Regions from separate parts of the Homo sapiens genome. Here region 1 is linked to region 2. A link is a contact called in ENCODE Hi-C or POLR2A ChIA-PET data. All regions are on one chromosome and are shown on one strand. Each heading gives the region's core, a stretch centred on a gene start or an enhancer-like site at or near the end of the contact. The rest is flanking DNA. Distances are from core to core; before and after follow the strand shown.

What was found. A loop is a pair of places that touch in the nucleus more often than their neighbours do. ChIA-PET counts read pairs that join two places held with the same protein, here RNA polymerase II (POLR2A). Pooled maps may share reads with other maps.
Region 1: a map of PC-3 shows a loop between it and region 2 (3-fold over the local background). The contact joins two enhancer-like sites. A Hi-C loop is called at or near these places in 2 of 168 maps with a recorded cell type or tissue (PC-3 and heart left ventricle), 6 of 37 single-sample maps with no recorded cell type and 10 of 50 pooled maps. POLR2A ChIA-PET finds 5 or more read pairs at or near these places in 4 of 52 experiments (AG04450, GM12878, MCF 10A and 1 more).

The regions. Positions count from the first base shown.
Region 1 is chr11:19,439,670-19,445,651 of GRCh38, reverse strand. It overlaps a transcript of NAV2 not described here. Among named protein-coding and RNA genes, the nearest start is that of NAV2-AS5, 65 kb to the left of the region's middle. RefSeq lists enhancers at 3,061-3,150, 2,562-3,761. Within about 2 kb of position 3,296, at least 8 of the 41 ENCODE cell types and tissues checked have a DNase peak (open chromatin) inside an H3K27ac peak, as active enhancers do.
Region 2 is chr11:19,395,331-19,401,250 of GRCh38, reverse strand. It overlaps a transcript of NAV2 not described here. Among named protein-coding and RNA genes, the nearest start is that of NAV2-AS5, 110 kb to the left of the region's middle. RefSeq lists an enhancer at 5,742-5,920. Within about 2 kb of position 2,355, at least 4 of the 41 ENCODE cell types and tissues checked have a DNase peak (open chromatin) inside an H3K27ac peak, as active enhancers do.

The sequences.
Region 1 (5,982 bases), core at 2,047-4,546, 43 kb before region 2:
TTCCTAGCTACATCTTGACATTCTGCTGAATTACCCTTGGCAAATGGATGTGGCTCGAGAGACCAGAGTCCCTACCCAGTTAAAATTCAAATCTTAGCTCCAAAATTTACTATGTGAATATGGCATAATTCCATCAAGTACCTTGTATCAGCTTCCTTATCTATAAAGTGGGGATCATAGCAACTTCATAAGGTTTGTGATGAGGATTAAACAAGTTAACATGAATAAAGTGCCTAGTCCCATGCCTGGTGCCTCCCAGGAGTTCAGAGTCCCCTCCCTCAGCTCCTTCTTCACTGTATCTCCCACAGTGTCCAGCACAGTGCTCTACCTGCAGGATGTATTCTGATCTTTGTTGGCCAGTAGGACTAAAAAAAAACCACCTGCCAGAAAAATGTAGCCTTCTGGTCACCAAATTCAAAGGGGGCCCTGTCTATCTTCAGGACCACATTCCTTATTTCCTCTTCCCGTGTTTGACTGTCTGTTTTGCACCTGTGCACCATGTTCTCAATCTTCTGCATGCCTCTCTTCAACCCCAGGACCAGACCACAGTCCACCTCCCATTCACCCAGTGCCTGATTCTCCATTGATAAATAATGATGGTGGTGATGATGAAGATGGAGATGATGATGGCAGTGATAGCAGAGATGGTGGTTGTGGTAGTTAACTTTTATTGAACTTTTACTCTGGGCCAGACATTTTCCTATTCTTCATATAGATTTCTTTCTCCAAGTCCCATAATATCCATATGCCTATTTATAAAAAAGTTTAAGTAATTCACAGGGCTAAGTGATGGAGTTGGAATTCACATCTAGGCATTCTAACTCCAGAGTCTACACAGTTAACCACTAGAAAAGCCTGAAAACGACCTCTCAGGGGAGATCTTATTCTATATTTTATAATAATTAGTAATAATATAATAATTAGTAATAATAATAATAAAGGAACAACAGCAATAACAATGTAATTATTAAGGTAGTATTAGCTGCTTTAACAGGTAAGATCCAAACTCTTGGTGGTTCAACACAAAGGGAACTCATTCCTTGTTCATACAGAGTTCAATGATAGAGTGAGGGGAGGAGCAGGTGGGCAGTGGGGGGCCGGTTCTACAGCCATTCAGGGATCCAGGCTGATGGTTGCTGCACCATCTTCAGCACATGGTTAAACCACAGCAAGAACATTTTATGAGCCCATCTGGAAGAGGCATTACATCACTTCTATCCACGCTGTATTTGCCAGAACTTAGCCACATGACTTTCCCTAGATGCAAGAAAGGTTGAGGAATGGAGTTCCTGGCTGGGCAGGGCTTCTGAGCAATAACTCTTCACTGTGGAGGGGGAGCCCAAATCTTTGGAGACAGCTAGCCATTTCTACCACAAACAACAATAGCAGCAACCATAAAGATAATAATAAGGGCCAGGCACAGTGGCTCATGCCTGTAATCCCAGCACTTTGGGAAGCCCAGGCAGGCGGATCACAAGGTCAAGAGATGGAGACCATCCTGCCCAAGATGGTGAAACCTCGTCTCTACTAAAAATACAAAAATTAGCCAGTCGTGGTGTCATGGTGGCTGGTGCCTATAGTCCCAGCTACTCAGAAGGCTGAGGCAGGAGAATCACTTGAACCTGGGAAGCAGAGGTTGCAGTGAGCCGAGATTGCGCCACTGCACTCCACTCCAGCTTGGCAACAGAACAAGACTCCGTCTCAAAAAAATAATAATAACGATAATAATAATAATAAGAGGAGTTGTCCCTTATTGAACACTCACTACGCATCTATACTAGGCTCTGTGCTAAGTACTTGATACAATTATATCTACTTTTCTGAACTCTAAAACATAGATGTTATTATGCCTATTTTACAGAGAAGAAAACTGACATTTTAGAAGATGTGAAGAATTTGCTCAATCTCACACACCTATCAAGGGGCAGATCCAAATTCCAAGCCAGATGTCTTAGTCTGGGTCTTGTAGAAAGCAGAGCTTGAGCAGTGTAAACACTCTTTGGGAAGTGCAAGCCCAGGACAGTGAGAAAGAGGAGAGAAGAAAACCCATGTGAAGAAAGGAGCAAAAGGATGCAAAGAGATGCCTTAGTGTGCTGGCCACTGCTTTACCACAAGCTGCTGGCAGATGCAGCAGGTCACCTGACAGGTGTCCTTGCTCAGCATGTGGGACTTTCTGCAAAAGATTTGCAAGGACAAACTGTATCTCAGAGTGGTCCATGGCAGGGAGAGAGAGTGGGGATGCACTGCCCATCTCTTTCAAGTTTCTTCCTTCTCATTGGTCCAACTCCATGGAGAGCTGACTGTATACTTCTCCGTCATTGCAGACCATTGGTGGCCACTGAGAAGGTCAGAAACCATATCCTGCAGTGTAGCATTTCATCCAAGTGTCGCAGTGGAGGAGCAACTCAGCAAGGATAAGGCCTGGCATAGAGGGCATGAAGGCCATGCTGTCCCAGGGCTTCAGCTCAGAGATTCTAGCAAGGATGCTGCCATAGGTGGCAGCAGGACAAGGTAACTGTGACTTCAGGAAGAAGGAAGTGGTATGAGGAATATGATGCCCAAGATTCATGTCTCATTCCCAAAGCTCAAGCTCTTTTTACTACGTTACCTGGCCTCCCTCTCCAGTTAGATCTAAATGTGGGTGTTTCAGACACCTTGATGGGTAGGTAGGGGGACCTCTTTGGGCGGGACTGCATCTCAGATCTTATCCTAAAAGGGACCACATTTCTCCCGATGGTGGAAGGGGCAGCTGAAATTAAAACACCAAAAACACAGGACAATCCACTTCTAAGCTGCTTTAGTCAAGGGAAACAAGCACATTCTTGAAGCTACTGGAAGAGAGAGAATGATACTTTTTATATAGCCTATTGTCACACTTGCTGTAAAGGTTGGGACTCTAGGGCCAAGGCAGCCACAGGGGGACTTGTTTAAGTTTACACAGCCAGTTGGTGGCAGGGTGGAACCAGAGCCCTGGGCCCTTGCTATGATGCCACCATCTCCCAACATCACTGCAGGCTTCTGCAGGCCACCTGAGCCCTGCCCTCTGATCCTGGCCAGCTCTCCCACACCTGGGCTCTCCCAGCAACAGCAGAGAAAGGTCAACTTCTCACATTTGAGAAATGCACCTCCTTTCTAGCCATATCCACCACCAGCGCATGAGTCACCTCTCTGGGGAAAGCCCTCCTCTGTGTTGAGTCATTTCACCTTTGGTTTTGAGTGATTCCAAACCCACAGACGTAATTATCCTTATGTATCAGCCAGCCTTATCACAAGAACTCAGCAACTTGCCTGTGCCGCCAGCAAAAACCAGATAGGAGCGGGAACTGTTTGAAAGCCTCAGGCAATGAGCAGGGGAAATAGGAATGGAGGCCCAGCCTCTTGCCAGGCCAGCCCCCTTTCCTCAACCATTAGGATTTCTGAGAGGGCCTCTGGGATGATGGGGAGGAGGGAGAGTGCAGGTGTGAGTGCACACAGTCTCCCCTCCCCAGGGCCCTCACATTCGGAGCTCCACTCCACTTCCGCCACAGCAGTCCCTGTTTCTAAAACTGGAGATTGCTAGACCAGGAAATGGCAGGCCTGAGCCAGTGGTTCCCAAGCAGCCCTGCCCCGCCTGCCAAGCCATTAGGAGGAGGATTGAGATGATGGGGGAACAGAGCAGGCACAATTAAACCACACGTTGCTATCTTGCAAATGGCATGAGCAATGTGATTTAACAGCTCATTATTAATGGGAAAAATAGATAAGGACCAGGTTCGGTGTCCAGAGGAGAGCTCCCAGACCAAATTGAATACGTGCTAATGCTTGCTTTCAAGCCAGCGGCTGACAGAAGGGTGGATTCCACTCCTGCCCAACTTAGCACCCCCAGCCCCTGGCTCCCTGCTGAAGCCAAGGGAGAAAATGGGCTCCGATAAATTGTCTGCTGCAACCAACATCCTCTCTTTGAGAATAACAACCACAAGAGAAGCACCACATCTGTTGTTTCACAAAATTGGTTAAAAAATAAATAAGAAGTAGCAGCCCACTTACAAGTGCCCACCATAAGACAGAATGAAGGAGTGGGTTGTTTCTAAAAGATTAGGAAGAAATGACGTGCAATGACTTCAGTCTTCTCTGAATCAGATCTCAGTTTCATGCTCTTACTGCTATCTGTACACAGGGCATTGTCAGCCTGTTGAAGGGTGTGTGTGTGTGTGTGTGTGTGTGCGTGTGTGTGTGTGTGTGTCCCAGTGTCCTTTCTTGTACCTCTCCGATCTGTTCTCCTCACAGCAGCCAATGTGATTTGATCACATATCTCTCATGTTTAAAACATTTCAATATCTCACTAGGACTCTTAAGTCAAAAACCAAAATCTCCAACATGGCTGAGAGACCTTGTAGGGGAATCTCCTCCAGGCTCTAGACCCATCCATCTCCAGCCATTCTCCTAGATGATCCCCAGGGTCCAGCCACACTGGCCTTTTGTCCTGCCAAGGCCTTTGCATCGTATTCCTCCCCCGGCATGAGACATTCTTCCCACCTCCTTTTGCCCCTTCTAAACCTAGTTAAACATCAATATCTCAATAAAGGCTTCCTGGGCTTTCTCCTTTATGTGCCCTTCCATCATCCTGTACATCTTCTTTGTATCATGTGCCACAGTTTTAATTACACAATTATTTGTATGGTTAGTTATTTAATGCCTGTTTTCCTCATTACACTGCAAACAATGACAGCAAGGTCAAACTGCATTTTTTCTGTACTGGTTTCTAGACGCTGTGGAAGATTGGCCTACTTAGCGATGGGGCAGAGGTGTTTCAAGATGTTTATCCTGCACAAAGAAAATAATGGGAATAGTTGTTGAGGGAGGGTGAAGGTTAAACCAAGCCTCCATTCATTCATTGAGTTAGTCAATCACCTAGAGTTCACTGAATGCCTAGTCGATGCCAGGAGGTGTGTAGACTGGGCAGTCAGGTTCAACAGTTAACAAGACAGCCATGGCTTGGTATTCTGTGCCCATCTCTCACCCCCTTACCATACTTGACTGCACTTAACCTAACACAGTCAGTACTTTCAGCATCCTCAGTACCAAATAAATGTTCAATGCAAGAATGAATGACTAGAGTTATATAAGACTCCCATGAGACAATCAGCCAGGAGCATAACCTAGCCCCTCTCCTTACCCCGTTCTCAACTTCCCAGACCCACCCTCTATTCCAACCATACCGACCCCAGCAGCTTGGACAATACTAGTTACACCCTTGTACAGGTTACAACCTTTCCCTTTGCCTAACTCCAACTCATCCTGAAGCACTTGGTTTAACCATCACTTCCTTCAGGATGCCTTCCCTGTCCTGACCATCACCACCACCACCACCCTCACTAGACCCAAGACTGACAACTTAAGACTGAGTTGGGATTCTTGCCATGGCTTCCCATAGCACCCACTATCTCCCCTGCTAATTGTCTGTCCTCCCCACTAGACAGTAGCTTCATGCAGACAGCAACCACGTCCATCTGGTATACCAGCCATTTGCCTGACACATAGTAGGCCCTGAAAGATTATTTTTTACGTGTGTGATCGACTAAACATTTGAGTGGCAATTGAACATAAAGAAAGAATGCTTCTATTATCTAGCTTTTAATTATATAACTTCAAATACATGGGCGTTTTGCTGAAGGTCTGGTCAAAAGGGTAAGTTACTTTTAAAAATTGTACTTGTAATTAATTTTTTTAAACCAATTTGTATGTTACTCTCAATATCCCACATTATCCTTGGCTATACCTGCAGCCCTGGGTAATGAGGACTGATGTTCAGAATGAATGGAAGATTAAATCACGCTCAGCGCATGTAAGAAAAATGAATTCTGACATGTTCTAAGGATTTTTAACAAGGGTTGAAACAAAAGAGGATTTCTAATTAACCCTCAGTTACCTAGGAAATTGCATCAGTCACAGTGTTCATTCATAAAAATGTATTTCTTGATCATGTCATGTATGAATGATTAA
Region 2 (5,920 bases), core at 1,106-3,605:
AATGCTTTTGTCTTAAGTCACTTAATATTATAAGTATCTTTCAATAATGCATTAACATATAAAATATATTCTTAAAGACAAATAGAAAGAATTAATATTTTATGGGCTACAACCCACAAACGTCTCTAGAAGCACTGAGAGCATTGATTGTTTCCTAAATCCATTAGGCTCTATTTTGATCTCCAATGGCTGGAGACAATCTGCTCTGTGGTAGGAGTTATTCTGGCAGCACAATAATTTAGAGGGAGCCAATGTTTTGACGACCTTCAGCTTTTGACACCAAATGCTAAAAAGCTCCAATAAGAAGACAAGACTCCCGGCTCACCCCTACCAGTTGCCACAATTACATACTAGCTGGTCAGATTAGAACTGCCCTTCTGTGATGAAATCTGAATTAATCAGGCTGGTCCAACTAACCCACCAAAAGGTCAAGTTGGAGCCATTTTCCATCAAGATGATGATAATGATTATAATAGCAGCAGCTATCATTTATGCAATAGATAATGAGCATCCTACATGGCCCTAGGGGTCACTGTTCACATCATGGGCTAGAAGATGACAGTAGTGTCTTGAAGAAGGGTACCTTTTTCTAATTCTAATTCTTACCTTCTAATGACATGCGAGTTAAGAGTCATTATCCCTATTCTACATTTAAGGAAGGAGACTTAGGCAGGTGAATGACCTACTCACCGCCATACAATTAGCCAGAGTTGATGCTAAGACTCAAACTCAGTCCACCTGGCTTCAGTTCCTGTGTTGTTTTCCTAGCACTATGGTGGACAGCACACAAGCTGGCTGCTAAGAGGGACCGATGTGACTCCAGGAGATTGAAGGAAGGTACCAGCTGGAACAGATGGGAAAGCCAGGGTAATGCCTCCTTATCACACGGTTAGGACCTTCGGAATTGGCAAAGCCCACCACCAGAGGTTCTACCTGGAACATAGCAGGGAGATGGAGCCTCACTCCATTGATGAAGATAATGTATCTTCCTCTTCCTTGTGACTCCTTATGTCTCACACCACGTCGGATTTTCCAAAGCTCTTACTGAATTGATCCCTAGCTTATAAGGTTTGTCTCTGCTGTAAGGAAGCATTCAGTCTTTTTCCTGCCTACCCCTTATTCACACTTTCCTACACATTCCCAGTCCCCACAACTCCCCGAAAGACTTACAGCTTCCCAAATGTACTCTGCTCTTTATAGTAACTGCTGTTACCTCTTCATTCTTTCCCATATTCTCATAGTCTCCTCCCACCTGCCTTTAACTGTGAATAACTCCTGCTCAGTCTTTCAGACCTAACTGAAGCGTCATCACTTCCAACAATCTATTCCTGAAGCCCATCTGACCCCAGGCTGGGTAAGGGGCTTCTCTTCCGTACTCCTAGAGCCATCCCATCAGAGAACCCACCAACGATCTGGGTGCCAGAAGGGGCAGCACCCTATATGTGGTAAAGGGCTAGCTAACTTCAGAGTCAGGCAGACCTACCCAGTTTCAATCTCAGCTTCACCACTGGCCCTGGGCATTTTAATCTCTCTAAGCCTCAGTTTTCTCATCATAAATGAAGCTGATCATAGCAATTACAGTTGAGGATCAATGACATAATACACATTAAGTACTTAGCACAGGGTCTGCCATCTTAACCCTGCAGTACTGAGGGCATGAGGGGGCTCTGACCCCCATCTGTCCACTGCTCCCACACTGTAGGCTTGTGGGCTCTGAGGGCAGGATCCTTCTCCAGTTTCTCTGTGTCCCCTGTCCACCTACACTGGGCCTGTACAGAGAAAACTGATCAATAAGGATTTGCTGAGCTGCACAGAATTGCAAAATATGACAGCTAAGGAGTACATCCAATCTCTGACTTGTGGGAGAGAAGGAAGGCGCCTGCATTACTGCCCAGGGAGATTAGCATACTGGTAGTGTCAGAGCTGAAATAAAGAGCTGCTGACTCTCCAGGTTAGAATCTGACTTCTGAAGGTGGCAGGGAGTGCAGCGTGGGTAGAGGGAGTTCTGATTTTTTTCTTGCAAAATTCATCACGGACACTCAGCCTAAGACACAGGGGAACACAGAACTGTGTTTTGACTTCTAATTTATCTTCTTAATATCCACTTTCTCGTGCCGTGGAACAGGGCCAACAAGTCTCAAAGATCACATTTCACCAGAGACCTTGAAAGTGTGATTCAACATCTCTTTTTGCAGTAATAAGATCTTTTAACCGAAAGTGACCATTTTATGAGGCTGATGCATTACAAAAGAGCCAATAGGCAAACTGAAGCTCAGGATTATTAAAGCCCTGGGAAAAATCAATGTGCTCTGAAGCCAGCCTCCAGCTGCGACTTAAGCAACAGTGACCCTGAGTTCAGGAAAAGTGTTTGCTAGGAGCTGAGGCTGCGTCCAAAAATGTTGTGCACCCACTAGCTGTGAGTGTGTCTGTGGGGGGAAGGAGGGGCCCGGATCCCCAGCAGGGCAGGCTGCTGCTTGGGAGCAGGAGATTAACAGAATGCTTTTTAATCCCAAATGATGGGTCAAGTCATAATTAAGGGGCTGAGCAAGAACTGAGAGTCAGAAGGGAAACTGAGCTTCAGGAAATTAGGGAAGGACACCCAGAAGGTTGGAGAATGAAGGCAGGGGTCAGAAGTTCATGAGAGCAGAGGGTGAATGGAACATAGCAGGGGCTTGGCGGACCAACAAGCCAGAGTGTAAGCGGGGCTGATACCACAGGTTCTCTGTGGTGGCTGAAGCATGGTACGTGGGAAAGCCAGCTATGTTTAAAGGGACAGAGACAGGCCAATGCAGGGTGATGTCATGCAGATCTGTGTCCCTGCCCAAATCTCATGTTGAAATGTAATCCCCAGTATTGGAGGTGGGGCCTGGTGGGAGGTGATTGGATCAAGGGGGTTGATTGCTCATGAATGCATTCGCACCATCCTCTCATTGCTCTCCTAGCAATAGTGAGTACGTTCTCCAACATCTGGATGTTTAAAACTGTGTGGCACCTTGCTCTCTCTCTCTTGCTCCTGCTTTCCCCATGTGACATTCAGGCTCCCAATTTGCCTTCCGCCATGATTTTCAGTTTCCAGAGGCCTCCCCAGAAGCAGATGCCAGTTATGCTTTCTACACAGCCTGCAGTATTGAGTCAATTAAACCTCTTTTCTTATAAATTACCCAGTCTCAGGCATTTCTTTATAGCAATGCAAGAATGATCTAATACGCGGGGGAAGCCAGCAGTGCCATTTCCCCAGTCTGTTTCTCCAAAGGCCATCCCTCTTGGCATCAAGGCTTCTGGAATACAGCAATGCCAGCTACTATCCCTATTCCCATCACACAGAGGCACTGCTGCTGCCCTTTCTCCTTTTCTCTTTTCCCCTCCCCTACTGCAGCCCAGCCAGTCTCAGAGCTGTATGGGCTTATGCTTAGCATATATAGTCCAGTCCTCCCGGTTTACAGATGGGAAAACTCAGACCCAGAGGGGAGACGTACCTCACCCAGCCATGTGGCAAGAGAGCAGCTAAGCTGAAGCTTGTCTCCAGGTCTCTTAAGAGCTGATCTTTTCTCTGTGACATATAATTTAGAGGCCATTTTTATTCAAGGTGCAATTTTAACCTATATTTCATTATAAAACCAATACTTGTTTGTTGTGACAAATTCAAATTAAATATACATGCAAAAATAATAATAAAATGTAAAGATGATGTACCTCCTCCCCTACCCAGCTTATCCATAAACACATGTACCAGAGGTAACCACTGTGACAGTTTGATAAGCTACAGGAGGTGTTTACAGCCCCTTTCAGGAGGCAGACACAAGAACAGTATTCCCTACACACACATGCGCGCACACACACACACACACACACACTCCCCAGAGAATCCAATTCTCTACACAGTAGCTCTGCTAAGTGGTCACCCAGTCCTGACTCGTGTCCCTCCAAAACCGAAAGAGATCATTACCTCTGGAAGCATCCTGTCCACTTTTAGATAGTTCTAATGATCAGAGAAACCCTCTTATAATTGAAGGAAAATGCCTACCCATAGCCCTAGTTTAATCCTTTTGACAGCCCTAAACACATCAGTTCCCTCTTTTTATGGGGACCTCTAAGCAGCTAAGAATAGTCCCCATAGCCCTCTGGGTTTTCTCCCGGCCATGCCAACCACCCCTGGTTCTATCAATGATATCTGAAGAACAGACTCAAGACCACGTGTCCCTTACAAGCTTCATCCAGGGCAGAGCCACAGGGAACTGCAAGGGAGAGATACATTCATTACACCCTCACTCCTCAGTGGTCCCCATAAAAAGAGGAAGAGGCTTCCGGTGAATACACATGAGCCTCACTTTAAGGGAATCCACCATATCTAAGTCCAAATGTAGCAGTCATGAAGGATGCCTTGCCTGGTAGCATGTATTTTTGGATTCTTTTGGAAAGTGAAAATTCTACATTACTAGAGATCTCTGTGGGAGTTTAAATAAGCATCAAATTCCACAGTATCCACTGCCACACAAATATCTGGATCCCACTCCAAATACGAACTGGAGGCCCCACGGACCACTCCATCAATGTTCACCAAGTCCTCTTTATCAGTGAACACCTAAGAAGGGATGCACTGGCAGAGAGCAGGGCCCGAGAACCAGCGTACTGTTGAGACCTCCCCACCCAGTGAGGTGCCAGGGGACAGAAAGAGCACATGCTCCTTCTGGAGATGCAACAGACTTCATGGATCTCATAGTGTGGCCGCCATAGGGGAGCCCCAGACAAGAGCAGAAGGACACAGATAGGGCGTTCTAAATAATGTGGTACCTCTTCACAGAAAATGCACACTGTGTAGACACCCTCATGGGTTGTATGTTAGTCACACTTTAAACGCCAACCTAAGGCAGACACCACTGGGCTGAGTCCTGGTCTCACACATCATGTTGGGCCCCTGCTTGGGTTTGAATCCTGCCTCCGTACTTCCTCACCATGCGATCTTGGATAATAGTATAGACAGCTACTGGCTACAAAGTGCTCAAATGCTAGCCAGTGGTAGTACTAGGTGTGCTTACTAAATGCCAGTTGTTCTGCTGATTTAAAGACATCCTCTCTCCTCTGTATTTTCATAGCTGCTGAGACTGGTTATTCACAACAACCATCATCATTTATTAGGGATTTATTGGGACATGCTGAGCAGGGCTCTAGGTACTTCATATGCATTATCCCAGTGAATGCTCACAAAATCCCAGGAGGTAGGCATTATCACCCATTGTAAAGATGAGCAAATTCCCAAGTCCTGCCTGAGGCCAACTCAAAACTCTCCTAGATTATACTCCATAAGGAAGTGCAAGGCTGGGACAGAGACTCAGTTCTGCTACAGGAATAGCATCCTGTCTACTTTTTGATAGCTCTGGTAATCAGAGAGAACCTCTTATAATTGAAGGAACATGTCTACACATAGCCCTAGTAAAGGGGCTCAGCATGTAAAGGGGCAGAGGAGAGGGGGAAAGAGGATCAGAGACCATGAGGAAGGGAGGCGGGAAGAGGCCCAGTGGCAAGGACAGAGGCTGAAATCAATCCCAGAGCCATCAGTGTGCTTGGTTTGCTCCCAAGAGACATCCAGAAACCGGTAGCAAGTTTAGTGGCTCAGCCGCTGTCCACTCCGAGGGCTTCCTCTGTCCTGAGGACAGTAGTGGGAAGGTCTGTCAGCCGCCTGCATGGTTCAGACTCCTGCAAAGATGATGTCTCCTTGGTCAGGACCTGGGCAGATGCACCTGCTTCTGAGCAAAGACAAGCTACAGGTACTGCCCTGTACAATGGTGGCCTCAACCATGTCTGGCCATTCTCCACAGACTAGGCTCTGACTGGGGCAGTTTTGTCAGAAACAAGAGTCCTCTCTACATCCCAAGCACTCTGCACAAAGGAGGCCTTCAAAATGCACACTGAACAAATGTAG